Linked DNA regions of Mus musculus: region 2 is linked to region 1. Evidence: chromatin loops called from intact Hi-C (ENCODE). Cell type or tissue: left cerebral cortex. All regions are shown on one strand. Links, peaks and the distances in the headings refer to the core of each region. The heading gives the core; the rest is flanking DNA.

Region 1 (15,760 bases), core at 6,010-8,509:
TCGGGAGGCAGAGGCAGGCAGATTTCTGAGTTCGAGGCCAGCCTGGTCTACAAAGTGAGTTCCAGGACAGCCAGGGCTATAAAGAGAAACCCTGTCTCGAAAAACCAAAAACAAAAACAAAAAAAAAAAATCTGAAGTGTAAAAAGAAAAAGAGAAAAAAAAATGGGAAATAGAACTCATCCTAAACCACCAAGACCAGTTAAACCCTCCATTCTACAGGGAGTTTTACTGTGTGCCTCACTCTTTGTCTCTGTGAGTATGTGTTTCTTCACTTTAATGAAGTTTGTTAACTACTGCTGCGTGCTGTTTCTGAGATTTTTCTTCTTAATTCTTTAATTGACAGGGGAAAGAAACCCAGTCGGACCTCCAGACAGTAAAACACTGAGCAAAGGACGTAAATAAACAAAGTATACAATGACCAAGCCCCAGAAAGCCAGGGTGGCCCTTTTACTGTCAAGCAGAGAAGGTTTCAAGCCATAAACACTCCCAAATCTAAGAGGGCATTTCAAACCAATTAAGAGGTCAAATGGAAGGACATAATCATATGCAATGTGGACAACACACCAAACGAGTTAATAGCATATTAAGTATAATAGTCAAAATAAGTAGGAGAAATAAACAAGTTCACACACGTATTTATACATCTCAGAATAAGTAAGCAAGCAACCATAAGAAAAATTTAAAAAGTAAAGTGAAACTATCAGATAAGAACAACCTACTCAGAACTTGTTTAGAATGTTCTCTCACCACAGGAGTCCATTTGAAGCCTAGGCTGGTTTCAAACTATTATTACTATTATTTCAAAGTATATTCAGTGCAGGAAGTTCATATATTTTTTGAATGAGTATGACCAAATTGTACATATTATCTAATTACACTGAAAGATGTGTGATTAAAATTTCTATAAAATGTTGAAGCGTCTGGTAATTAATAAAATTTGAAATATCCCATGAGTCAAAGAAGTCACACAGGAAATTATTAAATAGTTTTGAATTAATTAAAATTTTCTGGATGTTTTAAGGTGGTAACATAATAAGAATTAATGAAAAGTATATTATTTTCAAAAAGCATATTTTAAAGCATAACAAAAAAAGGTGCCAAATGTGGTGGCACAAGTCTTTAATCCTAGAACTCAGAGGACATAGGCAAGTGGATCCCTGTGAGTTGGAGGCCAACCTGACTTACATAGTGAGTTTCAGGATAGCCAGGGATATGTGGAGATACCCTGTCAAAAGGAAACCAAAATCTTCCAAAGTTTCAACTGATGAAATAAAGAACAGAGTTTTTTTCTGGAATCAATGAAAATATATAACCTGATTTGAAAGTAAGCAGCAACATGAAACATTCTAAGAATATATTCTATAGGTGGTCTTTAGACACAAAACATCTTCATCATCTGATCCTAAAATATCACCAGGCAAATAAACATATAAGAAAAGATTTGTGTCTAATCCATGCAAAATACTTTAAAATACAGAACAAAAGAGAAAAAAAAAACAACTAAAATGATCTAAAGAATTTACATGTAGTTCAGAAAATTGTGTAATAGTTTGTGTGCATATATACATATACAAGTGAACACAGGTGTGTGCTTTCATATGGCCATTCACACACTCCCCACACATCATAAGAAAAAACAGATTCATGAAGGAAACTATAAACAGGAAGACAACCGAGGATGCTAGGGCATTGTTATATAAATAGTAGTTTATAACAATCTATGTTATTTACATTGTATGGGATATAAGTCATCAAGAGATTGTCCACATCATGCAGAATATTTAATGTGCTATGTGCAAGCACTTGCTCCAAAGTCACACAAGGAGTGGAGGCATCCGTAGAGTTTCATATCTACTGGGGTAGTTTTGGCCACTGGTTTCCCAAAACGCTAGATTTTGTGACATAAGCCAGGCACAGGAGGAGAAACATCACACATTCTATGATCATGTACTGATGGTCATATGATACTTAGCATTTGTCAAAACCCATAGCATAAAAAATACCAAGAGTTAAACCTGGTACAAGCTATGAAACTTCAGGTTAGAATTCTGTTTCAATACAAGTTCATTGATTGTAACAGATGATGCCTTAGTGGAAGATGTTGACAATGAGAAAGGTTGCATGTTCTTCTGATGTCGGTATCTTTAGAAAAGTTCTTGAGCTGATAACTTACAGAAGAATCTAAAACTATATAACATATTTTAAAAGGCACACTGTGAAGACAGACAAAAAGAAAAATAGAACCCTAAAACTTACCAGGGGTTCTGCAGGAGGAACCAGAAGGAGTTTCCAAGACAGCAAAATATTCTGTCTACTAATGTTCATGCAGTCATTCCTACTTGCGAGACTATATCTGACACCTACACTGTCATTGTGTGAATAGCTGCAAGTGTTCTTTCCCAGACTTGCATGGTATAGAAATATTTCTCAGTTATATAAGATACAATGTCACTATTGAATGAATTGTTATAATGGTGAACACATACAACTTTAATTTTGTCAACACACGTAGAACATATGAGCCCACAGTTTAACTCTTAGATATATACTGGCAAAGAAAGGAAATTGATACACTCAGTGGATATCCAGGTGTGATATCACATGTCTATAAACCTAAAACTCATGAGGCTGAAAGAGGGAAATTGTCATGAAAGGCTAACCTGAGCTTTATCATGCATTTCAGGCCTGCCAGACTGCAGAAAGATCAACTCTCTAGATAAACAACAACTAAAGGAAATGCACACACCTATGTTTATTATCAAATTGTTCTTAACGCCCAGATAATGGAATTAAAGATAGGTCATAGAGAAAAGCTGAAACACTAAAAGTAGCCATGGTATATACACAAAGTGGGATTCAGCCGGGGTTTGTATGACAGACAGACTTATTCGCTACATCATGGATGGAACTGTATGGAATGAATGCCCAAGCACAAAGGAAAAATACTTGTTCTCTGTCCATAACAGAACTTTAAAGTTTATTGTGATAGACCTAGAGAGTATGATAATAGCTGCTTGTGTCACAATGGAGATTGGAAAGGGATAGAAGTGAGATGGCATGTACCAAAATATAGTTAGATAAGGATAACAAGCTTTATTACTGTGCTGTACATTAGGATGTGGGTTAGTTTCAATAATTTGCCACATTTTTATAGAAAACTAGGATGAATTTATTCTATGGTTCTTAATATAACGAAACAACCACTAGTTAAGGAGATAAAATGCTAATTAATCTTAATTGGTAATTACAGATTTTGTAGATGCGTCTAATTATCACACACACACACACACACACACACACACACCTAATAAGTATCTATAATTATTATGACAATTAAAATGTCCTTCAGTATCAGTTTGACAAGAATGTGGCACTCATATTTTCCAATCTGAGTATAGAATTATACAAACACATTTCTACTTTCACTGCAATGCCATCATTAAAATGGAAGGAACTTACAAATTTAAAGTTACAGAATTTGGCAATGATATGAGTATCTGACCTCTCTTTATGTTCTGAGAGTATAAAATGTCCTAACATAACTCTGGAGAGTGACTCAGAATCTTACAAACAAATACCAGACCTTTGACCTCACCCCTCACTCCTAGTAATTTAGCTAAAATAAATGAAAGCATATGTTACCAAGGACAAGGAATGGAACTTACTAATAACATTGAGTTATGACTACCCCAGATGCTAGAATATTATAGTAAATGATTTATGGAGTAGGAAATACAATTCTATCAATTTCAGAGTTAGAAAACAAATTTCTAATAGGTAAATGTTTGCAGTTCACCAAACAACAGAATCTTAAAAATAAATAACATATACCTATTGGTGGCTTTTATAAATGAAAACTGCCTTAGTGAGTAAGTAAATTAAACACAAGGCAGAAGAGAAAATTTTTGCTTTTGAATGTAGAAAAATGGCTACAATGGCAAGTGAGAATTCTCTTTAATGATGAAAATATCCCTCTGAATGTTAAATGATACTCGAAAGAACTAATTAAAATTATCTTAAATCTGTGCATTTTATTGTATGTTAATTACATGTAAATCTTCAGGGTTTGTGCATCCCTGCTTTAGTGACTAAGACTGCTGCCTTTGGCTATCAACTTGCTATATTAAAAAATCTGCATTCTGCTATCTATTGCTAAATCTTAAGCAAGTAAATTAACATTCTGATCCTACACTACTTGTAAACAAAATGAAACCAAATACTTAAAAATATTTTAAACAACAAATAGTATATATAGGAATCTGAGGGCAATATTTTATCAAATAACAATCATTAAGTAAATAATAATTTCCCATCTTAATGAAGACCTTATAATTTTTCTTTCAACTATTTTTATGTCTGGTATCTTGGATATATTTCCTTTTCTTATACAGTTGATCTATTTGAAGAGTATTCAAGAGTCTTTCTTTTGTTGTTGTTGTTTCATTTCACAGATGCATTTATCATAATAGTTACACACTACTTATGTTCCAAACAAAGTGAATACTTGTTTATTTCTGTCAATTATGATCAATACATTTTTCCACAGTAACACTAAAATCATCACATTAGTATCTGTATGGAATGAACAATCAAATCTTGCCTTGAGGTTCTTGTACATAGTTGTATATATAGCACATTTCTAGGCATCTACTGGATGTTTGGCAAAGAATGTATCATAAGCAAGTGATTTTTGAGTTGTGAAAACCACAACTTACTTCCCTCACTTCAGAGTATCTATACAAACTCTACCACCTAAATAGGAGACCGAGGGAGTCAGCTTTGGTGTTGAAATCTTACAGATTCAGTCCACAGCCCCTTACCGACTGGTCTGTGTTCTCAATGTTAACTAGTGTGTCAAAGCAAAGCTCCTGAAAGCTTTAAAATCAAACACTGCTCCTATGATGCAAGGGTAAATCTTCTTTCTTCCATTTTTTCCCACTATTTCCTCACATCTATTATACACTAACTTATGCAACTGAAGGAACAGACAGATGTGAAAATTCCATGAATGTTTTATATTCATTTCCATTGTGTTTTCTATGAATTTTCTTGAATTTTCAAGCTCTTCTTGAGGAAGAGGAATGCGCAACTCATAGTTATTGAGGAAAAGAACTGGACTTGCATAAAAGGCTAATGGGGGACTCTGGAAGCTGAAAGATTTCACAAGGGAAAAAAAAGGAACTCAAATTTGCCGTGCATATGGCTCTCTAGTCTGGAGATGCTTGAATTTTTTATGTTTTAATATGGTCAGTTTACAGAGGGAATCCTACTCTTCTTGGCGCCTGGGTACGACTTGAACCACAGAGCACTAACTGATCAGCATTTACAGATCTGCATTTTGAGGAAGTACCCACTATTACCAGCCCATCTACTACCAACGCATGCTCCATGCTCACGCATTTCTGTTGTTGATACATGTTACCAAGGAGTGGCCACTGTACAGGCTGTGAGATGTTTATCATCTGCTTCTAATTATAACTACGTCTTTCTCTTTGTCACCCTGAACTATTCCTAATCATTACTTTGTGGCTTGTATGTTGTCTGTTGACATAATTAGATGCTCTTTCCATACAGCAGGTTTAGTGGGAGTCAATGTGATATGGCAGAACTATTCATTGATGTCGAAATCAGAGAGAATAACCGTTCCCTAATGAACACCATTTGCCATGTGTGATGGCCTACACTTTGGCAGACTGAAAACCAAATCTGTCACCATTCTAGAAAAGAAATGGTTAGTGGGAAAACTTAATCTGATGTCTTCATTTATGTGAGTTAACATATGAGGAAAACGAGCCTGTTTTCCTCAAACCACCCACAGTTAGAAATGGCCATGTGGCATATCTCATAAAAGAGAGCAAAGGGGTTCTGTGTTTATTCTAGGTTCTTCCCAAAGGATTGTATTCCCCCGATTTCACAATTCTTGTAGAGATCGGGGCTATGAACCTGAGGTGAAGAATAAAACTGAAAATCATGACAACATTGAAGTGTTCATTCTATGGAAAGTCATTTCTGCTTAGAAGGCAACCTTGTTTTGCATGTACATAGAAGTGAGAGATTGTCATGAATCTCTGGTGTAACATGCTTTCAAAGACTGGATGGTCTCTGAAATATGAGCCCCAAATTCTGCCATAATTATTTAACAAACGGTCAGTCATCCTGGGGCATATTTCTTCTTTATGGCCCACCAGTTAAAAACGAACAACAACAACAAAACTATTTAGGAGCATGTGCTGAAGGTATGTTAAGAGTTGGGTACAGCCTTCAACATTCTCTTCTGCCCCCTAGTGGTTTCTTTCCTCACCTTGGACGACTGCCCTAGGCTGCAAACCACTCCTTGTAAAGGAATCATAATGCTAGTTACCGTCTATAAACCACTAAACTTGACCTAAACTGAGATTGCCACTTAATTTTGGGGAGAAAGAATACCAATATGCAGTAATTTTGATGGGTACCTCTTTATTTGTTAACATGGTATATGTCCATTTTTTAGCTGATTTTCCAGAAAACTTTTCTTATACTCTCCATTTTTCTAGAACTAATTTCCAGCACATTGCTTCATTTTTTAATTATTGTTATTTTCAGGATGTCTTTCACACTCTATTGTCTCATCTCACCCACTTTAGAAGTTGATTTTCCCGCGTTTAAACTTCTGCCTCCGTGAATTTCTGTTAATTTACTTCCAAGGTTCCTTTTCTTTCCTCTCTAATTGGCTCGTCTTTTCTCTACCCGATTCTACGATGTAGTCAGTATTCTTCTAGATGAGTTTAGATTTTCCCCCCTCTGAACACACTTTTAAACAATTGTATCCACTACTACTACTATGTTTTGATAAAGAATGGGCAAACTTGATTCTCGGATCCTCGTAATGAATACAGTTATAATAGACCACCTATGTTATCCCTGGGTTGACTGACTCATGTCCTAGCAAATATTCATCAACTCCCCTTACCCTGCATGTGCTTCCTGCCCTTCAGTTACTTGACAGAATAAACTACTCCAGGAAATTCACACACCCGAGACAGATACCTGAATACAGTCATTTTTTTCTACACCTTCGTTAAATTGTAATAGCTGTCTCGAATAGCTCCCCAGTCCCTCTTACGTCAATGTACTTCGTTTCTGAGCTCAGACCACACCACTACCCCCACCTTTGGACATGTTCCATGTTGCTAGTGGTTTATTCCCACTTCATAATGCAGCACAGTGATTTTTTTTGAACCGTAAATCTGTCCCTATCACTTGCCTATATAAACTCTTGCTTAAAGAGTATGAACTAGCTTAGTTGAGGATCTATACCGCAGGAGAAGGGATATTGAGTCAGTCGGGACTTTGGTAGACGCCCCTCTGAACAATCCACTTGTGGTGGTCGGGGGCGGGGAAGGGGCGGGATTGAGCCCCCTCCCCCCTCCTTCTTACTGCGGAGAGCTGCAGAGCCAGCCGACACTCTGTGTGAGCTGCGCTGCGAGCTGTGAGCTGAGAGCTGTGAGCTGCGTGGCGGAGCAAGCCAGGCAGTAGCACTTGGCTGAAAGCTGCGGTGCTAGCCAGGCAGCGCTCGCTGAGAGTTGCGGTGCCAGCCAGGTAGTGCTTGCTGAGAGCTGCTGAGAGAGCCCAGCTGCGCTCGCTGAGAGCTGCGGAGAGAACCGCGGAACACGCCAGTCTGCACCGGCTTCCTATTCAGCCTTCAAGCTGGAGGGGGATCCTGGACAGCCACGTCGGCATGCTCAGCACTGGAAGAAAAAGCGCAGCAACCGGAGACGGGCCACCACCAGTCAAGCAAGGGACATGTCGCAGCTAAGTACGAATCTGGGGGATTCCAGCCCTCCGGAGTCCCCAGTGCCTGCAGTCCATAGCCGCCCTACGGTTCTGATGCGGGCTCCGCCTGCTTCCTCCCGGGCTCCTCCTGTCCCCTGGGATCCACCTCCAGTGGACTTGCAGGCTCCCATGGCTGCTTGGCAGGCTCCTCAACCTGCCTGGGAGGCTCCGGAGGGCCAGCTGCCTGCCCCAGTGGCTCAGCTGGCCCAGCCTCCTGGTCTAGGGGCCCCAATGGTCCAGGCTCCACCGCTCGGAGGGGGGATGGCCAAGCCTCCAACTCCTGGAGTCTTGATGGTCCATCAGCCCCCTCCGGGAGCCCCCATGGCCCAGTCTTCAACTCCGGGAGTCCTGATGCTACATCCTTCTGTCACGGGGGCCCCTTTGGCTCATCCTCCTCCCCCAGGAACCCCGATGACACACCCTCCCGGGACCTCGATGGCGCACCCTCCTCCTCCTCCTCCTCCCCCTCCTCCTCCTCCTCCTCCTGGGACCCCAATGACCCACCCACCTCCTCCTGGGACTCCGATGGGTCACCATCCTCCTCCTGGGAACCCTATGACCCATCCTCCACCGGGGAACCCGATGGTGCATCCTCTCACTCATGGAGCCCCGATGGTCCATGGGGGACCACATGGAACTCCAATGCCGCATGTTCCCATTACGGGGACACCGATAGCCCAGCAGCCAACTCCAGGAGTCCTGATGGCCCAGCAGCTGACACCGGGAGTCCTGATGGTCCAGCCGCCTGCTCCGGGAGCTCCGATGGTCCAGCCACCTCCACAGGCTGCCTTGATGACCCAGCCTGCACCTTCGATTACTCCGATGGCCAAGCCTCCAGGTCCTGGTGTCGTGATGATCCATCCTCCAGGTGCCAGAGGTCCAATCATTCAGACTCCAGTATCAGGAGCACCAATGGCTCAGACAGTGCTGCCCCCTGGGCAGCCTCTGGCCACTTGGGCCCCACAGGGTCAGCCTTTGATCCTACAAATCCAGTCTCAAGTCATAAGGGCTCCTCCACAGGTTCCCTCTGTACCACAAGCCCCCCAGGTACAGCTGGCCACACCCCCAGGCTGGCAAGCCACCACACCCAACTGGCAGGTGACCCCCCAGGGGTGGCCAGCAACGCCTTTGACATGGCAGGCTACACAGGTGACCTGGCAGGCCCCCACAATAGCCTGGCAGGCCACTCAACCTGGGCGCCAAGGGCACTCAACCATTCGTACTGGTCACACACCCATTCGACCTGGACCAGCTCCATTGCTTCGCCAGATACCTCCTATGATCCGTCAGATCCAACCTGTGATGAGGCAAGCCCCACCACTGATCCGACAGGTCCCTATCAGACCAGCTCCACATGGCATAGCAAGCCAGCCTCAGCTGTGGCAGGTCCTGCCACCCCCACCTCCACTGCGGCAGGCTCCACAGGCTCGTCTACTGCTCCCGAGGGTACCAGGAACAGGCCAGGTGTCTACAGTACCACCAGTTGCTCAGATACATTTGGTGCCACAGTCAGGCCCACAGGTGCCCCAGACAGTACTGCCAGCCCAACTGTCTATCCCAATTCCTGTACCCCAGGCTGCTGCTCAGTCTGCTCCCCGGACTGTGCATTGCCCACCCATCATCTGGCAGGCCCCCAAAGGCCAGGCCCCGGTGCCACAGGAGCTCCCAGTGCCACAGGAGCTCCCGGTGCCACAGGAGCTCCCGGTGCCACAAGAGGTCCCGGTTCCACAGGAGATCCCGGTGCCACAGGAGATCCCGGTGCCACAGGAGCTCCCGGTTCCACAGGAGCTCCCGGTGCCACAGGAGCTCCCAGTGCCACAAGAGCTCCCGGTGCCACAGGAGCTCCCAGTGCCACAGGAGCTCCCGGTGCCACAGGAGCTCCCGGTGCCACAGGAGCTCCCGGTGCCATTGGAGTTCCAGGAGGTACAGCAGGCCCAGGCAGTGGGCTGGCGGGCACCCAAGGTACCTCCTCACTTCTGGCAGCCTGTGTCTGCCCAGGAGGCCCAGGAGCAGGCCACTCAGATCGCCCATGTGGAGCAGCAGCAGCCCTTTCAGGGAGCTCCAGCCTCCTCCAAGGCACTGCAAACTCAGCTGCCGACCCACCAGGCCCAAGCCTCTGGCTTGCAGGCAGAACTGCCTTCAGTGCAGCTGCAGCCTTCTTGGCAAGGCCCACTGCCCATGTTGCAGGCCCAGCCTGGAGCCTCTGCCACACTGGCAAACTTTCCCCGGGGCTCCACTCGATCACGTATGGCTCCATCAGGAGAACCTGGCCCCTCTTCTCTAGAACCTCGGGGCCCTCCTAGGGAACGTAGGGCACCTGCAAGGGACAAAAAGGGTCCTCCAAAAGAGCGCATGTTCATTGGTGCCACTTTCTGTGCTCCAAGGGGGGCATCAGCATCCAGGGCATACGTGCCAACTGCCTGGAAAAACTTGCCTGCCACATCAGAGACCTTTCCTGCCACCTCAAGGGTCTTTCCATCTACCTCTCATTTCCAGCCTGCCTCTTCTAATGCCTTTAGAGGTCCATCTGCCGCCTCAGAGAGCCCAAAGTCACTGCCATTTGCTCTGCAGGATCCTTATGCCTGCGTAGAGGCCCTGCCTGCAGTTCCCTGGGTTCCGTATCCAGATGGAAATGCCTCATCAGCATGTAAGTCAGTGCCTGCCATCTTGATGGTGGCAGCAGCTGCCCCCCAGGCAAGTGCCACTGCTGCAGAGGCCTCTAAGTCTTCAGAGCCGCCAAGACGCCCCGGCAAAGCCACCAGGAAGAAGAAGCATCTGGAACCCAAAGAAGACAACTGTGGCCACAGGCTCTCCTCACGTGACTGGCGGGGGCCCCGAACCTGGGGCAATCCCAGTCATTCTGACTGGGAGATTCAGAGGGCTATGCAGCTCCTGGGGGACCGGGAATCCCTCTACACTCCGCAGGGCCTGAATGACTGGGGGTGCCCCAACACTTCTAGGATGCCAAGGAGCTTGGAGGGCCCTAGCACTTCACGGGACCAGGAATTCTGTGGTGACTCGGGTGGGTCTCAGACATGGATGGCTTCTGAGGTCCCAAGCGTCTCTCGGGGATCCAGTGCTGCTCAGGAGGACCCTGATAGGGAGAGTCAGCCCTTATCTCCCTTAGATGAGAGAGCAAACGCTTTGGTGCAGTTTCTCTTGGTCAAAGACCAAGCCAAGGTGCCTGTCCAGCTCTCGGAGATGGTAAATGTTGTCATCCGAGAATACAAAGACGACAGCTTAGACATCATCAACCGTGCCAACACTAAGCTGGAGTGCACCTTTGGTTGTCAACTGAAGGAAGTTGACACCAAAACCCACACTTACATCATCGTCAACAAGATGGCGTACCCTCAGTGTAATTTGCTGGCATCCTATTTAGAGAGGCCAAAGTTCAGCCTCCTGATGGTGGTCTTGAGCCTCATCTTTATGAAAGGCTACTGTATCAGGGAGAATCTGCTCTTTAGTTTTCTGTTCCAGCTAGGGCTGGATGTCCAGGAGACAAGTGGTCTCTTCAGAATTACAAAGAAGCTCATCACCAGTGTGTTTGTGAGACACAGGTACCTAGAGTACAGGCAAATCCCGTTCACTGAGCCTGCAGAATACGAGCTTCTCTGGGGGCCCCGGGCATTCCTCGAAACCAACAGGGTGCACATCTTGAGATTTTTGGCCGCACTCTACGAGAACCAGCCCCAGATCTGGTCATGCCAGTACCTTGACTCACTGGCAGAGTTAGAATACAAGGACGCAAATGCCGCCGCCGAAGAGTCCCATGACAGCGATGATGATGCCCACGACCCCACCAGCAGTCCCCATCCTCACTAATAGACGTTACTAAGATGATTTTTATACTTGTGGGTCCAAAGCCAAAGGCAAAAGACAATGGGGGGTGGGGGACATTGTGCTTTCTGGTGTTTTTTGGTATTGTTCTCTGTGTATAAATTTTACAGCCTGTTTTTATATTTGCCAAAGCTTTTGTACAGTTTTGTGAAATGTTGATTTAAACTGGCTGCTGTATTGTTTTGTATTTTGGTGTCTGTATTTTTTTAAATGAGATCTGTGATTCCCTGTTTGGTGTACTAATTGTAATGTTACAGTATCAGAGTTGTGCTGCCTTGTGTGTGAAAAGAAATGACAGTTTATTTGTCTCGTTTTGTTTATGTAAAATCAGAATGTTTTTGGATGTTAATATGACTCATCGGTAAAATACTGTCTGGAGAAAAGTAAAGATCTATACTATATAAATATACTTTTAGCATAACATAACGTGTCTGTCTTTATTCTAATTTTGAACCAGGGAGGTGGGAGCCACACTTTAACATGCTTTACGCACAAACGCCAATATTACTATCAGTGATAGTAAAACCTGTGGATGCTGACAGCTTCCCAGAAGAGTACTCCATTCATCCTAAAAGTGATGCAGTGATGGTGGGTGGTGAAGCCAGAGATCTCCTTAAAGTGAAAGTAAAACTTCCCAAGTAAGACGCGGCAAGCTAAGAGGGGGTGGGAGTCCCCTCTGATTTAATTTTTACAATAACTGTTCAAGTTAGACATTGTATCTAGCTTGTAGGTGAGGCTATAAGACACAAACAGGTTAATTAAAATACATATATGGTGGCATGCTGGTAAAATTACAATTCCAAGCAGGAAATCTCAATGGTGTTTGGAAAAGGAGGGCACTTTCCCACAGGACCATAAAAATGCAGGTTTAGTAGCCATACCAAACCACCAAAGAGATCCTTCTGTGCTGCATGTAGAACATGTGGAACACATGTGGAACACATCAACACACTAAGGTGATACCAGATACCTGTGCCCTCTAATGTATCAGGATCCTACCAGGAAAAAGAAATCAGGTTTAAGGTGTTAAGCATTCTGCAGATTACAGGTGGCCATTGCAAAGGGAGGGTGAGCCGCTGCAGGGCACTTTCTTGGGAAACTTCTGAAAGAAAGTGGCTAAATACCTACAACCAGCCTTTAGTTACAGGAACCATGGCAAAGGGCTGACCAGCCTGGCTGTTCTATTCAATGAATTCATGTGAATATGAATGTAATTATACATGAAAAGACTGGCTGAAGGTCACAGCTTTTAGACAGGGACATGAGGGTTCTGCTTTTGCCACCTCTTGCTCTGTCTGAATCAAGAAACCCAACCCCATGTCTTCCCATTCTTCCTGAAAAGCAGAGGGCAGGGTCGGCTAGCAGCAATGATAGAACTTTTCTGCCACCTACTGGCCAACTAGCCGTTGCACAGTTATTTCTGAGACCATTGTCTCTCCTGTAAGAGTTTACACCCCTATAATCAGGTGGCTGCACTTTTTGTTTCATGGCCTTACCCATAATTTTACTACTGTCTGTACCCAACAATTTTTTTCTTTTATGTGGTCATTAAGCTAAAACAACTCCCCATGTCCAACCCAAGCCTCATTCAAGGATTACTGTCCTTGGTGCTGCTACACTGCCACTTAGAACAAAGTGATAACGTGTATCCAGCCATTACAGAGTAAACTGTGGATGGCAATTGGCCCCTATACTATAACCTTCACCTACCTGGATATATATGAAGGACCCACTGTATATCCAACCTTTACTAAAGTTTGGAAGATAAGAGGATACTGAAAGCCAGAACCCAATCTTCAATGTTTGGCAAAATAAAATTATGCAATGTCTTGGCTATGAACAGGTGTGATGAGACTATAAAATGGCACAAGAAACTTACAATCTTTATGGCCACTTCAATATTTTTCTAAAAATCTGTTTTGTTTATGTGTGGGTACTACAGAAAATTTTCCATACATTTAAATTTGAAAGCTAGCATCATGTAACTTGGAAGCTATATTTCATGGACAGTGAGTTCCTACATAGTTATAAAACAATATAGTTTAAAAACAAAAGTGTGGACACTATGCCCCTCCTTAGAATTGGGAACAAAACACCCATGGAAGGAGTTACAGAGACAAAGTTTGGAGCTGAGATGAAAGGATGGACCATGTAGAGACTGCCATATCCAGGGATCCACCCCATAATCAGCATCCAAACGCTGACACCATTGCATACACTAGCAAGATTTTATCGAAAGGACCCAGATGTAGCTGTCTCTTGTGAGACTATGCCGGGGCCTAGCAAACACAGAAGTGGATGCTCACAGTCAGCTAATGGATGGATCACAGGGCTCCCAATGGAGGAGCTAGAGAAAGAACCCAAGGAGCTAAAGGGATCTGCAACCCTATAGGTGGAACAACATTATGAACTAACCAGTACCCCGGAGCTCTTGACTCTGGCTGCATATGTATCAAAAGATGGCCTAGTTGGCCATCACTGAAAAGAGAGGCCCATTGGACACGCAAACTTTATATGCCCCAGTACAGGGGAACGCCAGGGCCAAAAAGGGGGAGTGGGTGTGTAGGGGATTGGGGGTGGGTGGGTATGGGGGACTTTTGGTATAGCATTGGAAATGTAAATGAGCTAAATACCTAATAAAAAATGGAAAAAAAACAAAAACAAAAACAACTTACTTTATCACATAGTTGGTATCATAGCTAACGACTGGAAACCTGTATCATGTATATGAGAAGTAACAAAAAGACTTTTTTCATTATGCATGCAAAACTAAATTCTAAACTAAACTAAAAACTCTGCAGAAGAGTTGAACCTCTAACTCCGTGAAAGCAGGAAGCAAATAGTCAAGGCATGTGAAAACACAGTGCAAAAGAAGTGGGGAAAAATCAAAATCCAAATTTTCAAAAGTACTAAAATGTAGATAAATGCTGTAGAAGGTATTTAGCCATACAATGGAGGACAATAAAAATTCCTCTAAATAAATAAATGGGACATATTGGGCACAAAACATACAAACAACAATAGCTGCTGAGCTCTTGTATCCCCCTATATTTCAAAGGTAGGACTATTATATAAGTATTAGCTTCTATTGATTAAGCTGACATAGAAGAAAATAGTCACATAGAACAGAAGATATGAATAAGAGCATAATAAATATTACTACAATATACGCTGAAATCAATTCAACTGATTACATCACTAATAGCTTTAAGCCAACAAGTAATTTACAAAAAAAACCAAAAAAAAAAAACAAAAACAAAAACAAAAAAAGTCATCAAATGGAATAGAAACAATCTGTAGTATAGGTGAATAGTTCCTCACAAGGAGAGTGATGATGGATAAAGAAGACACCGAGTATTTTGCACCCTCAAACAAAAAGGAATAGGCAAGAAGGAATAGAAAGTTGTTACTAAAAGACCTTAGACTTCCTCAGAAATCAAATCACATTTTAGCGCAAGACAGCCAGTTTAGAGAAATAAAAACCTGAGATTACAGACTGAAGAAAGAGTTTATACTCAAATATTTAAAACTAGATGCTACAGTACAATAACCATCTAATGACTGCAGTAGCGACTACTTCTAGAAGCTAAGACTGCTAGTAAAGAGGAATCACCAAGGTAATTTATTCTTTGTGCTTTAATGTATCAGTTAAATAAATTGTAGTCCAGCTAAAGCTTTCTTATGCTGAGAAAGAATTGAAACTTATGTAGAGGATATCAAGTTATACAAAAGTTAATGTCAGAATATTTGTCTAAAGTAGGATCTGTATTTTTCAATAAGTTTATTTGAAATCATTGTTCCTTGGGGCAATATAGAAAAGGACAAGTTATGTGTCAAGGCCATCCATCAGTCAGCTGTTTTAGCAAGTACAGGTTAGAATTCAACACTGTAATCAAAGAAACTTTTGCTTCCTAGATACAAAGGTGGAGCCCTCATGTTCCCAAGCAATACTTACTACATTGCACGTGCAGCTCATGCTGTGTGAGAAGCACCTACAAAGCTTTGCCACTTTCTCAACGACTGTCACGGCACCCAAAGGGATACAGAATCATCTCTATACACTGCCTGTCCATCCTAAAATCCTAGAGACGTTCTTCCTCTTAGAACT
Region 2 (15,760 bases), core at 6,758-9,257, 150 kb before region 1:
TGTGTGTGTGTGTGTGTAGCCTTTAATGAAAAATAACACAACAAACTTTAAGGAGAGTAGGGTGGAGTATATAGAAGAGTTTGGGAGAAAAAGCAAGAGAATAGTGTTGTAATTATATCATAATCTCAAAAAGAAATACATAGTAAAAGAAAACTTAAGGAACCCCTGCAATCTATGCAATCTAACAAGATCTATGGTGCACACCTCCTGCTTCTGACATCTCACCTTCCAAAGTAAAAGGAATAAGATATCCTTTTTCCTCAGAATAATGTCTATATTTCGATTATGATGGAAAAGACTCCAAGAGGGACGAATTGCTATTTAAAAAAAAAAAAAAACTGAAGTAAGGGTTTAAACTTTCTTGACAATAAGAATTCTAAAAACAAACAGGGAAACAACAAAACCCTAACAGATTAGCTTCTTTTACATGTCAACGCTCACACCACCAGCTCCTTTTCAGTCCTGGAATGTTTCTATCAGTGTTCTTCCTCATACAGAAGTTTTTATTCCTCTGTTGTTACTTTCTGTCCTTACCTCTCTGGTTTACTATGCATTTCCAGTGAATCTTCTAGTCAGCCACCTGCAAACATATATTACCAAAGAAATTAGACAAGCATAGCTAAAAGCACTATGCAGTACCTAAATTGTTGCTAACGTAAAATGACTGAATAATATACTTTGTAAATTACATATGAATACTTAGGATATGAAAATTTATTCTTTTGCCATATACAATAGTGTAAGATACTATTAAAGTAAAATTTAATACTGATTTGGTTCACATGTGCTCATATATAGTAAGATTTGAGGAGTGTCCATCTGTTGACCTAGAAATTAGATTCTAAATTAAGCTGTACACAATAATATGTTTGTAGTGCAAATAAATGTACAGGTATTTCAGTATGATACCTGCAATCTGCAAATTGAAGCAAAAATAGACACAAACTAAGCCAAATAAAATGAAAAAAAAAAAACGACAAATATATGCTAATCAAATAATGATGTAATTTGGTAACAATATCCCTGCATGTTTGTAAAGTATATTTCTAAATATTATAAAAAATCTATTGCTTGTTAATATCTAAATATACATAGTAAACAACTCTAGGATAATAGCAAAGTAAGAATAAGCTTTCTGCAAAGCAATGGAAAAGATGGTAAAAGAATATAGTCTTTTGTCATCACTTAATGTTCTTGAGCCTTTCAAGTTATTTGCCTAGTGCATCATTAGTGCTCCTAACTGAGAACTGGGTACACCTCACACATTTGGCTTTTGAATAAAAAAATTTTACCCAATCGAGAGGGGAACTCGTAATGTATGACTGTGCTATGGCACAATATATCTACCTGAAATTAGCTTGATGATCCCTGTATACATCTTTTTGTAACTTAAAACATCAATATTAATACATACACTTACTCTGCAAACATAGGTTGAAAAGACACATGTGATTACGAAATTCAGAATGTAATGATCAGACTGTGACTTTTCATTGTATATTATTTTCTATATAAAATTTGAATTCTATTATTTTTTCAAAAATGCTAAAGCCTACATAGTGAAATGAGTACCTGCATATACTTCTGAACACTTTAAACATAATTCCAGGGCTGTAGATGGACACAAACCCAAAATACCATAAAAGATTTTGATTTCAGTATTTTTCTGATTCCTTTTGTCTTTTCCATTCATTTATTTCTTTAAATTCAGAATGATAAAAATCGGAGTAGCAACTAACTGTTTACAATGTAAAGAAAAGGAAATCAGTCGTGACTTCCTTGGTATAACTAAGATAGTCTTGCTGTTAAGCAAAGCAAAAAAAAAGAAAAAAAAAAGAAAACGAAAATAATTAAGAATTGTAAAAATTTTTAAAGTATGCTGACCAACAGAAGAAAGAAGAGCAGATACTACTACTATATGCACTTTATGTACTTGTGCATGAATATAAAGTTGATAAATAATGAAATGTATATCCGTTTTCTAAGGGGAGAAAAAAGTTTATCTTCTGTATGTTGTGAAGGAATGCAGGGGTAAGAATCTGTGGGAAGTTTCAGGTTCAGCCACAGACTGAAGAAAAACACCTAGGGAACTGGAAGCTAAAACCCCTGTGTGTAGACTTCTAGGCTGTTGCAGAGACCAGCAAATGCTGAACACCTGGCTGCCTAGCTGATGCAGAAGAGCCAGATTAAGATTGGCCCTTGCCAGATGCCTTCCTTGTGCTGTGAACACGTGACTTTCCCACCATTCCCTGCTACTAAGCCGGCTAGGGTCCGGACACTTACCAGCTCACAAGCATTAATGACCAGCCTGGTGCACTGGTACTAAGCAGTCCCCAGGGGCCACTGCAGAGGCCAGATGAGGAGTTCAGGAAGGATCTGCTACACAGTCACTAAATTCACCCCAAATTAACTGAAAACCATCTGTGGAGCACAAAGCACAATGAAGTTTTCATCCTTAAGGAAACATTACGTTTTCACACTTCCTACATATTTATTTTGTTTTATTTCGTTTCGTTTTGTTTTGTTTTGTCTTACAAATAGATCTTGAATTTTCTAAAATTGAAATGTTAAGAAAATAGACTACACAGGTCATAAGAACTTTTACAAAGTTTTTGGAATCAAAAATATATATACATATACATCAATAATGGTAGAATGTTAAAATAAAAATTGTATATTTATTTCCCAAATATTTACCTCCACTTAGTTTTAGCCTATTATGCTTAACCATTAGATTCTTTTAAAATTCTAAACATTAAGTTCTAGTAAACCAATAGTTTAATAGAAAAATATGTAAAATCGTTCTAGCAAAAATATGCAAATGTTATTTTTACCTTAAAACATATTTTAGACACTTCACATTTAATTATTTATCTCATGATGGTCTAGGTTCTTACCAATTTTATTATTAGTGAAGTTTAAAAGAAGTATGAAATTTACAAAAAATACTTAGAGTAATCAAGTATGTACCAGTCCATTGATAAATTAAAAGGCATTTAACTTTTGGATTACCAAATACAGAAATGACACGTGTATATGTATAATTAATATTTAGGGAGTAAAATAAGAAAATGGAAAAATAAAACAAAAACAAACAAAAAACCTCCAAGGTCTCACATCTTGGAGGCAACTCCCATTCCTAATGTTCACTGAATTTATTTTTTACAAAATCAAAGAAAGGTAGTAATGAAATTCATACTTAGTAATTTAGAGATGTGGGTATTTTCAAATATTTGTAAAATAATATCAACTTCCTACCTTTTTATCATACATTATATATGTAATTAATACTGTATGTTTTAAGTTAAAGTAGCATTTGTATATTTTTGAGAGGTAAATTGGTTACATGAAATCAGAAATATTTACAATTTATTAAATTATTGGTAAGTAATTGATAGTGTAAAACTAAAAACAGTTAACCATTTGGAAAATGTTTATATCTTTGTAGTCTTATATACATGTTGACACAATAATCTCACATTACTAATGAATGCTTTTTAAAATGTTAAAACAATTTACCAAAGAGAAAACTAAATAAGGAGCAGGAATAGTAGGCATTTAATGCTAAATAAGTATATTAGACAAGCTGTGCTAGCTTTTACAAGAAGAGTTGCTAATGTTGAAGCCTAAACACTGATTTAATATCATCATTTAATATAGAATTAATGTCATAATGATCTTTTAGGGAATCAACAATTTTATTACTAATGAAGCTTACAAGAATGTAGTTTAAAATAATACTTCTGACTGTATTTTCTGTGAAACAGAAAAAAAATAAATCAAGTATATATTGTTAGTTCACAAATAAATTAAGAGACATTTGTATTTAAGATCACAAAATAAAAAATAAAGCATGTCTACCTAATGATAAGAAAAATACAGCAAGGTTCTACATATCAAACACTGACTATCAAATATAGCTAGCTTTATATATTAGCTATAGAATTGTTCATGACAATTGCTTAGAAATATGTAGACTTAATTGAGTTCAGTCATAAGTAAGGTTTATACTATTATGGTAAAACAAGATGACCAAATTTAAGGAAGACAGGGAACATTTGTCTTACATATCCTTGGTCACAATCCACCGAGAGAACCCAGGACAGGAATTGAAAGAGGGAACTGGAGAGAGAAACTGACACATGGAAGAATAGTGCTTACTTGTTGCTCTCTATGGCTTTCTCAGACTGCTTTGTTATATTTCCTAGGGTCACCAGCCTAGGAGTGGCAACTCTCACAGTGAGCTGGACTCTCCCAACTTGATCAACTGTGAATCAAGAAAATGCTCCATAGACTTGCCTAAAGTCCAACCTGCTGAACACAATTCCTAGTTGAGATGCCCTCTTCCCAGACTGCATCTTTATAGATGGATATAGAAAGTTGAGTACATTGTTAAGGTTTTTTTTTTTAAACATGTTCCTGTTTTAAAAACATGTGCAAGTAAATAGAAAGGAATGCTATATGCCAAACTCTTAACTATTCCTTTGTTTCAGGTTTATTGGCTTTTGTTTCCTGGTCTCTGGTTTACCGTTATCTGTTGTTTTGGAGCCAGGATTTCCGTTACATACCCAATCTGGTGCTGAAATAAAAATTCAAATACCTGAGTCCTTAGAGTCAGTCATATGTCTATAGTTTAGAAATAAATTAATTTATATTAAATCTGCTCCTTACTGGTGTCCATCAGCATTAGTTTCTTGGGCTCTTTCCAGAATCTAATCACTCTTTGTATCTTACTACTGAGAGTCTAGATTCCCAGCCATAAGATTGGGCATAACCCTGTACTTCCACTTCTGGATGGCAGATGGCGATGTTGAATTGCTTTATGGGATTTTTGTACATGTTTTAATATTGTCAGCTCTCACACACTGTAGATTTTAACTAAAACTAAAAACAGAGTTGTCAGGGTTATCAAACCTTCTTCAAGAACAGATTAATGTAAATTCCCCAGGTAGAGTTTAAGGGCTTTATTAACTAGAGGTTCAGTGAAATCACAGTAATACCCAATATGTCCTGGTTGAGAGGTTTTCTGCAGAAGATTCTGCTAGAGACTTACTAAGGCAACAAAATCAGAAACAGAGAATTGGCCTTCTAGAACATTCTCAAGGTGCCATGATAAGTAAATGCAATATGTTACTCTGAATAGGATCCTGGGACACTGTTGTGTGTTTCAAATTGATACTGAAAATAACATATTTTAACTCAATGAATAAAATGAGAGTTGTGTATGAATACTCACAAATCAATGAAAGGCAGGTGATGAAACACTCCTCATTACAGAATGACTACAGCATTGACCTTAGAAGAAATGACAGTGGGGTTAGAAAGTCATGAAATTCTGCCAGTAAAAGAAAGTACATGATAAACAGGTGTGTCTCCAGAAAAATTTAATCAATCCTAGTTTGCCTGAAGTGTGGTTAAAAGAGATGTCTTACTTGAAAGGCACTCTGAAAGATTTTGAGTTAAAACATTCATACCCCTTGTATTTTCAATGTTTTGATGTAAATATGTGGACATTGTTTTTACATGTGAACGAATTCAGAAGAATTGTATATAGGGAAAATAACAGGAAGTGGGGTATAAGGTAAAAATATGACAAATATTTGTAAAGAAAATAATATAAATCCAATATAGCATCTCCTTTATGTTTCAGATTAGATATTAACAAAGTTTAATTTTTGAATAACTTATTATTCATTTCCTCTAGGGGGAAAAAAGGACTGTCTTATCACATATTCACAAAATAAATTTCAATTAATACAAAAATCCTGTGGAAAATAGAGAGGATCATGCTATCAAGAAAAACAAACAAACAAACAAACAAAAAAAAAAACAACTGTGAGACCTGTAATGAACAAAGCCTTGTTGTATAGAATCCATAAAGTATTTCTATAAATACTTCTAAAAATAACAACCCATCCAATTCAGGGAGCATAGAGCAATTTTATGCAATGAAACATTTGTACAAAATAAACACAAATGCTCAAGGAATATGGGAAAAAAAAACCACAATGTACAGGATCCAGGAAAATAAAACATTTGTTTTCAACAGAAAATAACAAACTCAACAAAAAAGTTTAAATTGTGTTTTGTTGTCAAAAGAACAGAAGATCAAATGCTTTTTGTTTCAGTAATTATTGAGTTTTGATACTGTATGTGTTTATAATTACCATCTAGTGCACAAGAATAAAAGTCTAGAAGTGCAGAATCCAAATGCTAAGTGTTCCTTCCCTCACACTCAGCCATGCTCTTGGCTCAAGCAAGACAACAGCCTTTGGGAATCTTCAGAATCCTGACACTGAGGAGTGATCTCTTTTCTAGAACGTGGCACTAGGATATTAAGCCCAGAAGGTTCTCTGGACTCTCATCAGAGTCAACTTAATTTAGAAATCTCAGCACATATCCAGGCTGAGTGCTGTTTGAAGTAAGAAGTTGGGGCAAAGTGAATATCATAGATATTTCATATTCTCTCCTCTCTCTCTCTCTCTCTCTCTCTCTCTCTCTCTCTCTCTCTTTCACACACACACACACACACACACACACACATATGATCATACTTCCCGAAGTGAAACATTTCATAAAAAAGAAGCTATTGTGTCACAGACTTTGGAATGGGATGGAATAAACTGAAAATATAGCAAACGAAAAGTGTTAGAAAAACCCAAGGAAATAAAGAAATTTCAGTTGACTAGAGGTTAGAAAACAAAAATCTGGTAAACATCACCGATAAAGAATTGAAGTACCTATCTATGATGTATGACCCACGGCAAGATGGCTTTCAAGTAAAATGTTGAGTCAGTAGACTTTTTGGTGGTGTTAAGTATCATAAAATACAACAAAATGTAGAGATGAGCTTAGAAACAAACTGTTCAATACATAAACAAGGTTTATGAGAATGAGAGGAAACAAAATGTATGGAAGAACTACTTTTCAGGTACAAGCTAAAACAAACAAACAAAATCCCAGAAATTTGTAATAAAACCTCATTGCTTCTACTGTGGTTTAGAACGAGGAAAACTTACATACTACAGCTTTAAAGTCATCAACATGTGAATAACTTCCACGTTCATTATTTTTTTCACCCCAGTCCAGACTAAAATTAGCACATGCATACAAAATACAGCTAATTTGAAGTCTGACTGAATTTTCACCAATTTATTACACACATTAAAAAGTCAGAATCTGAACTTTGCTTTTTTTTTTTTTTTTTTTTTTTTTTTTTTTTTTTTTTCCTTTGTGACTCTCAGAGTATGGAAAAAGTCAGCTAACTTTCCTGTCCGGTCGGGTGAATTTGAATTTGAAGTTGGCTTTAGGCTGTGAGTATCTTAAGTCAAGGAGTGGACAGTGACAGACTTTCCAAGAATGACTCCCTGTTTTTAAAAGGCTCCTTTTTTATTATTTATTTATTTATTTGCATGTCATATGGAGAGAAGGAAGCACATAGGCTGTTTTATGTTGTATCTGTTAGCAAACAGTCTTTGGAAAGACCAAGTCCTGTGCTAGGCTCAAGGCCATCACATTGCTTTGCTCAAATGACCCATCTCCTGTTCTGGTCAGCCGCAGGAGAGTAGGACCTGAGGGTCAGATTTTGGGAAGCAGTGTTCCTGGGATGCAGTCAGGCCTTTGTTTACTCAACATTCTCTCCTTAGTGTCTATCTGGAGATATAGATCAAAAACACCCCAAGGCTGTTAAAACCAGGGTGGGCCCTCTCAGATTTCTTTTTCTGACTGGAGTGAGCTGAGAATCTGCATTTCTAACAGTGTTGCTCTAATGCAGATGGCTAGCAAGGAGCTGAGGCCCCAGGGGATAGAGTCCTGGGTTGGGGGCAGGCTGAAGGGCATCAGGCTCAAATGCTGAGGTAATCCTTTCTCCCAGGCAGCTCACCTTCAGCTTGTCAACGCACCCAAATTTCCTATGCAGCTGCTCTTTCCAAAATTAGGATGTGTTATTTGACTCGAATTCTACTTTGGTGACCCACACAGCACATTTCCAACATTTCCAAGCCCTAACAAACACTGCAGTCAGAAGCTGTCAGGGGACAGAAGGGCCTCTTCTGTTCCACGCAGCAGCCGCCTGTTGGCGCAGTAACCTGAGCAAAGGAACACTTGTGGCTTGAGAGCTGCAAAGGGAGGGGCTGGAGCAAAGAGCCACAGCCCAACTCCCTCTCTGCCCCCCGCCCCTGTCTAGCCCTAGATCTTTCTAGAAGCTGACAAACTGGCGCAGTCGCACAGTAGACTCTGCAATGCTGTAGTAAGAGTGCGCAGGCGCCAGGAAGCCCCCTCCTCGAGAGAAGGGAGCTGCTGCAGTGTGTTTCCATTGCGCATGTGCCAAGAAATCCCCCTCCCTCTTGAGCAGACCCCTGCACTGCGGTGGAAGGAGTGCGCATGTGCTAGCACCCCCTCCCTTCCTCCAAGTCTGTAAGCTGCTCTGAGCCCATCGCCTCCCTTCTTGTTTTTTTTTCAGGTGATTGACATTAGATAAGGCCCATAACGGGTGGTGAGAGCTTGTAAAATGGTGGCTGTGAGAGGCTGATTCCCTACAGAAATGTAATTGAAATGTTCTCAGTTACTGGGAAAGAACCCAGGTACCTGCCCCTGACCCCAGGATGACAGTTTAAAGCAAGGAAGTAAGCTAACTCTGGGTCAATTAGCCAAGGTCAGATTAGCTCAATTTTCTGAAATCAAGTTTTCAGATCCTTCAGTGACTTCAAGGCGCATTCAGCCTCACGGCCTTGAAATGGCATTTGCAATTGACCTCTGACTTTTCGCTTTCTTAAATCATGAGTTATCAGTATTATCAGTATTTAAACTTTGGACAAACGTACACGATTTAGGCTTTGAGCTTCCACAGAATTGTAATAACTCACTGGTATGGGAAATCAGGAAAGTCATAGAGAGCCTGGTGGAGAAGAAAAGACTTCATTTGTAACCAAGTCTGAAGGTAGAGGACAGGCAAGGAGAACAGCCGCCCTGCTTACTGAACTCTAGCCTTACATACAAATGCCTGCACAGTTTTTCCCTTGATAATTTTCCCCTCTGCTCGGGCTAATAACCACATTTTCCCAGTAGACTCAAGTTTAAACATTCTGGTTTCAATCTGGCTGTGATCCAAGCCACACCTTCAGTATCCTGCCCCAGAGTCCTGCTAAACAAGGCTTCTCTGAACAGCACGGATCTGGGAGTACAGCAAAGCACTTGTTTCTCACCTTATTTTAATACTTACTGAGGCTCAACACTGTTACTGGAACATTACATAGAGCTACTATAGATTTTTCTTTCACACCTCTGTCGGGAACTCACATAACCCCACAGCTCCGTCAAAGTAAAAAAGGCACCAAGTAAGAACCCGGCCCATAGGTGAAACCTGACCTGAATCCATCACACCCACTTCGAGCATCTGAAATAACCCCTTAACACGATTTCCTGCCTATACCCCAGTGTCTCCCCACACCCATACAATCCTCACAGCAGAATGAGTCACACTGAAGTCAATCCCCTTTCAAAACGCTACCCCGAGTGGAAGCCCGAAAAATCATACTTTACACTGTGTGCATCACCCTCTGACTCGAGCTGCTTCGCAGCCACAGAGACCCTGTTCTCAGTTACCGAATACTCGGGAGTGTTTTGTCTGCTGCCTAGGAAGATCCATCTTCCACTTATATTGATTGACTCAGCTCTTGTAAATTTTTTATCAAAATTCAAGTCAAACATGTCTTATCCAGATTCCCTTGATTATCCTTGAAGCCTCTGACATCTGGCGCACTCAACCTTGCCTCTGTGTGCTTTGATTTTTTTGGTCTGCTTTATGTATCGCTTTTTATTCACTGTATTAATAAACATAACATGCAAATCTGGTGAGAGCCTGATTAAAATCTACAAGGAAGCAGGTACCTTTATTTTACACACCAACATGCCCCAAGCTTGTAAAACAGGATCATATAATCATCAGAGTTTTAAGAGATTTTTGTTAGGTAAATAGATAAGTAAATAAATAAATAGCAGGATCTTAAAATGAAATGACAGGTTAGGAACTATGAATAGTGTTAGGAAGAATGAAAGGCAAATAACAAAACAAAACAAAACAAAAAGAAAAGGCGAAAAGCAAAACAATTAGTCTCTGAAACAGACTTCTGAAGTGCTTTATTGGCAGACAGCAAGGTGATCACAATGAATCGCTCCATTTGCTTTTGCTTTCTTTGCTCTCCATCACAAAGCTCCCGGGCCCTCACTTCCTTGGAACGCAACGTGGATACACATGGCCATGAAACTTACTTTCCCTGGAAGTGCTTAATTTCACAATCGGCGGCCTCATCATTAATATCTTGGTCTCCATGTGTCTGAATCACACAGGCAAGTCCTCAAATGTTCACCCCTTGCCAGCAACAGAGAGGGTTTCGAGGGATTAGTTGTCCAGATAAAGGAACGAGACTGAGAGGCCTCCGAGTTTCCTTTTTTGAAATCAGAGCAAGTCTATAATAAAGCCATTGTTTTTTGTGATCTCATAGAAACCTCTAAAAGTAAAGACTTTTACAATACATTGCAAAATGTAAAATATCCTATTTTGCTTCTGCACCAGTCTATTTTTTTCCAAAAAGAACTAAAAATTTTGTGATTGTCAGCATCATTTGCAATAGCAGAAACATTAGAAATGTTCTAGTTCTCTATGAATATATGAATGACTACAATACATAGTGCCTATGATCTTAGGTATCACAGACTTTATAACACATACTGTGATTAATAAAGTGGTCTGTGAGATTTTACAAATTGAGAACAATTTTAAATCACAATGTAAAATCAATCTGTGAATTTCCATAGACACATAGGATTGTGTATTTAGAGTCATCATCAGTTCCTTTTGAGAGTCAATTTGAAATAAAGATTTCATCTGGTTAAGCTAGGGGTCACAAAGTATTGGATATTTCACACAGTGGTATATTATTTAAATATTTGTAGTTGGTATGATTTTTTTTAAATACTCTGCTTCACATATCGTCCCCTCGTCTGTTTCCGATGTGCGGGGGCTGTTTTTATCAGCAGCTGCCTATATTGCAGGCACTTTACTCCATCTAGAGACTTCCTGTTCTGGTTGCTAGATGGCACTGTAACATGATTAGAGAAGGCTCCCAACCACCATAAAGGAAATGGGAAGAAAAATCTCTTTGAAACAGCCAACTTGGATTTGCCAGGGGTTCATTCCTCCTCAAGGAAGTGAGGATTTGTTCCTTTGGTTACAAGCAGATGTTTGAGAATTTGGGTGGAGGGGAAAGCAGGAACTCTTGGGAGGCTGAAAACACAGCTGTATTAGAGCGAGTGTCTCGGGACCCTGAAAGCACAATCCGTTATCTGCAATCATTCATACTCCAGATCTCGCACATTCTTAAGAAATGGTCTAAATGGACAGTAGAGCCAAAAACTAGACCTTTCTCTGGGACCTACTATTTTGCAATCTACAGAAATAATATATAAAAGGTCTTGGAAAAGGTTGCTGCATCGGATTTGGGCAAGTGGCTGACATTTGGCATGGGAGAGAGCAGGCGTCATAGCACTGAAAACATTTCCGACGACAAGAGGAATCAATTAGAAAAGTATCCCGTCAAATTTTAATTATCTCCAATTTTACTCTTTTACACAGGGGTCAGAAGATCTGCCACAAGTGAATTGGTGGAGCCAACTGGGGAAACATTAAAAAAAAAAAAACACCTTATTTAGAGAATTTTCATCCCATAAATATAAATGATCACTTTTTAAAAAGCCATTGTGGAGTTAGAGGCAAAAACCTGTAATCCCAGCGTTCATGGGGTTGAAGAAAAAAATTTAAAAGGAGGGATAGGGAGGAACAAGATCTGTATTTAATCTATGTATACATGGAGATTTATCCAAACAAATTCAAATAATTCCCAATTGCATATGGTTGAGATATTAAAAATCATTTCACAACATTTGGTTAACTTCCATTGGGAGAAACTGTAGCTAAAATGCTATCTCATATCATTAAAAAATAAATAAGGCTAGTGATCTGGAACTAGAAAAGGTAGCTTAAAAGAAGTGAAAAAGATAACATATAGGCTTATTGGAAACCTTTGCAAATTTTGTAACTGTATTATAGAAGGAATGTCTATAAATCACTGGAAGAAAAGGCTGCTGAGGTGATGGGGAACTAGGCAAATTATATGAAAAATCAAATCATGGCAACACAAGATCTAAATGTGTGTATTTATGATTTGTATTTCCATGCTCCTAGTCTACAACAGCTTAGTCCCATGGGCATTGCTGCCCTACGGCACTGATAGGCTCTTGCCAGAGGCTAAAGTTCTGGAAACAATTAATGTTAATGGGGAATAAGAAAATCATTTTATTTTCCAAGCATGTAATTATTGGTGTGATCATGAATACATTTTATGTCTTAAAATTACATTAGAAAGCCCCACAGGGAGATTAAAGCAGCCTGAATGGGGGGGGGGTGCTTTGTTACCTTTATCTGCAGGGAGTTGGAAGCAATCACAAATATTTAAGAACATTTGTGTGTTGCATATTTTGAAACAAATAAACTGTTACAGAATTTTCAGAGCGTATGCTCATCTCTATGTGCACTCATACATAACAATGAAGATAAAGGTCCTTAATATTCTGCTTAGTACAAAATAGCTTTTCTGTTGAATATTACCAAATATCACCTCAATGGCTAATAAATAAATATGACTTTAAGGATCATGTATAGTTAACATGATCATCACAAGCCGCTGTCCTGTATAAACACACACACACACACACACACACACACACACACACACACACACACACACAATGCCTAGCATAGGTTTCCAGCTGGACCTATCCATCCATGAAACCCACTCTGGGCTTCTGGCCAAAGAAGGAATAGATTCTAGAATGGTGGTATGTTTTTAGAGTCCCCAAATAAGTCCAGGTTAGCATATGTTCCCTTAGGATCAGGGAAGAGTAAGAAATTGAAGTCAAGAATGTTTCTTTGTGGTTTTTCAGAGAGGGAGGGCATAAAGAGAGGGAGAGGAGAAAAGAGAGAGACAGAAAGAGATTTATATGTCTGTTTCCGTGGGGTTGTATGTTTATGTGTGTGTGATTGTGTATATGTGTATGAGTATGTCAGTTTGTATCTATGAATGTGTGTGTAGTTATGTGTGCATCTATGTGAGTATGTCTGCATTTGTCTGCATATGTGTGTCTTCATGAATACTAGTGTGAGGGTTCCTATGTATATGTGTGTCTTTCTCTGTGTATCAGTCTTTCTCTGTGTCTCTGTATGCAAAATTATGTGTATGCATTTGTGTTTGGATCTGTGGGTATATATGTTCATGTGTGTGTTTGTGTGTGTATGTGTGTGTGTATTTTCTGTGTGTGTGTGTTTTCTGTGTCTGTGTGTGTGCATCTGTGTGTATATACCTGTGTCTTTGGTGTGTGTGTGTGTGTGTGTGTGTGTGTGTGCGTGTGCCTGTTTATAAGATTCTGTCTGTATATCCATGTGTGCATGTGTGAGTCTCAGAATGTGTCTGTGTGTGTCTGTGTTTTCTTGACTGTGTCTCTCTGTGTCTCTATGAGTGTTTGTGAACGTTTGTTCTTTGAATATTTCTGTGTATAAGTATATTTCTATGGGAGTATGTGTATGTAAGTAAATCTTTGTGTCTGTGTGAATGTTTTTGAAGTGTTTGTGCATGCTTCTCTATATGTTTATTTGCGCGGGTACTCGCGCGCACCTGTGTGTGTGTGTGTGTGTGTGTGTGTGTGTGTGTGTGTGTGTATTCTTCCAGGAAAATTCACTTTATCTTCAGAAGAAACCCATGTATAAATAAGGGCAGAAGATAGATCTCTCTTTAGTATTTCACCCATTATCATCTTCTTGCTAGAAGTTTTGTTTTCTTGCTTTTCTGTTTTTTTTTATCTTATTTTATGTTAAATGATGTCAGGATTCCTTATAAACATATCATGTCAATCTTTAGCTTCTTTTCAGCTTCTCATTGCCATCATTGCCAACTTTCATCTACTGAAGTATACCTCTATGCCTACATCAAGAGTCCTCTGGGTCTAATTGAAAACTTCACTAGATTATCTCAGGGCAGGTTCCCATAGGCATACTGAGGCTCATTAGCAGGATCATACTTATGTCTTATATGTGAAAATCAAGAAATTAATTTGCTACTCTCTGTGAACACAGGGGTGAGCAGGAAGCTGGCTACTCAAAACAGAAGACATTTTGTGCCCACCCTACCAGATTGATCAAGGATACAGAAGATTTGTCTACACTATTCTTAGGCAGCTGGGCAGGCTCCACCAGAGTAACCCACTCTCAGCATGGTGTGGTGCTGTTGGAGGGGTGGAAGTCCAAGGGACTAGTGTACTACTTCCTCTATTCTCCTTGACAAATTTTCTTTAAGGAAGCTTGCTGTGATCACTCCTGAAAGAGCTGAGAATGTGCAGAAAACTGGCTCAGAATACCAGGTTTCTTTAGACAGATGCAATAGAGCATCCTAGGTTATATTGGCTTTAGTTTGACAACCGCCCACAGTTGCCCCCATCCCCTAACCCCAAATCCTAATCCTGGCCAACTGGGACCACAGAAGAATTACCAGGTGCAAATATCAGATTTTCTGTTAAATTGCTATGCTCATTCAGTGTTCCAGAATCCTGTCATCTGCCTTAAAATCCTCTTACAAAAAGGCAGCTGACTAGTTTCTATGATTAAAAGGGTATGAGGTAATTCCTTTCCTCTCTGGTCCCATAACCCTTTTGTATTTACTTGGTTAGTATTTTCTCTGGTTACATTGGGAATTTTCTCTACATTAAAACAATTCTACAGCAGGATTGTGGGGTGATTTGAGTAGGCTAGACAAAATGACAGCAACAAGTAATTATGAGTGCTTGAAAAGGCTGCAAATTTGTGTGCATGATTTTGATGGAGCTTAAACTAGTCTTTTTTTCACAGAACGATGAGGAACAAATTAAAAAAACAAAGGAATAACAATAATGAGAAACAAATTAATCATTTTTAGTACACACACACACACACTGGGAGAGAGAAGAGAGATAGAGCAAGAGAGAGAGACAGTAAGAGAGAGCGAGGGAGAGAGAGAGAGACAGAGAGACAGAGGTGTTGTGCTCATGGACAAATACACACCAATTGCCTTTTAGTGTCTTAGCCCCAAATCAAGAGGTGAGTCCATGCAATTAAGACCCACACTGCTGCATTGTTGTTACCATGAGTCTAATCCAAGTCTCCAATGTTGACTTTAAACCTTTCCTTCTGTTATTAGGTCTGGACAGAATTTTTGTTCAGATTGGCACAGTCTAAAAACGTTCTAATCTCTGCCCACTAATTTCATGTGGTCCATATATTAAGCCTATTAAGCCTTTTAGAGATTCCAGAAATATTCAGCTTCTAGATAACAAAGTCTCTGAAATAAACTTGGAGCTGATGACAGCAAAATTGACATCTACATTCTCAAAACCGTTCAAATTGAGTCTGTTTTATTCTGATAACTGCCTGAAGGCAGACTTTAAGCTTTTAGTTATTAATGGTCAAATCGTTCTCCTAGTTGTATCAAATACCAGATCCTCAGTTGAAGTTTTCTGTGTTTCTGTTCCTTGTCTTTGCTTCAGGGCATGCTTTCACACTTTTCCTGTTTCCTCATATGCCTAGACACTGTGGACTTCATAATATAAACATTCTTGATTGTTCCATGTTCTTCTGATGGATACATGTATACTGTTTCTGTCAATTAACCACAGGGCT

What was found. Hi-C counts contacts between places; a loop is a spot of excess contacts. Peaks named below come from ENCODE experiments on the same cell type or tissue, not always from the same donor. Only the 100,000 strongest peaks of a DNase experiment are listed, where the experiment ranks them.
Region 2: it touches region 1 in a loop (9-fold over the local background); 28 of 42 quality-filtered maps call a loop at or near these places.

What each region holds. Positions count from the first base shown.
Region 1 is chr7:62,369,568-62,385,327 of GRCm38, forward strand. Magel2 (melanoma antigen, family L, 2) reads left to right here and starts at 7,412. Exons shown (of 1, transcript NM_013779.2): 1 at 7,412-12,073. The coding sequence starts at 7,783. The coding sequence ends at 11,637. The region is part of intron 1 of Gm32061 (predicted gene, 32061); the gene reads right to left. In left cerebral cortex, for the core only: CTCF peaks have their summits at 6,284 (motif pointing left) and 7,570; DNase peaks (open chromatin) are centred at 6,275 and 7,560; H3K4me3 peaks cover 881 bases.
Region 2 is chr7:62,223,108-62,238,867 of GRCm38, forward strand. No RefSeq gene overlaps it. Among named protein-coding and RNA genes, the nearest start is that of Gm42395, 79 kb to the right of the region's middle. In left cerebral cortex, for the core only: no CTCF peak of the experiment used is centred there; DNase peaks (open chromatin) are centred at 8,198 and 8,307.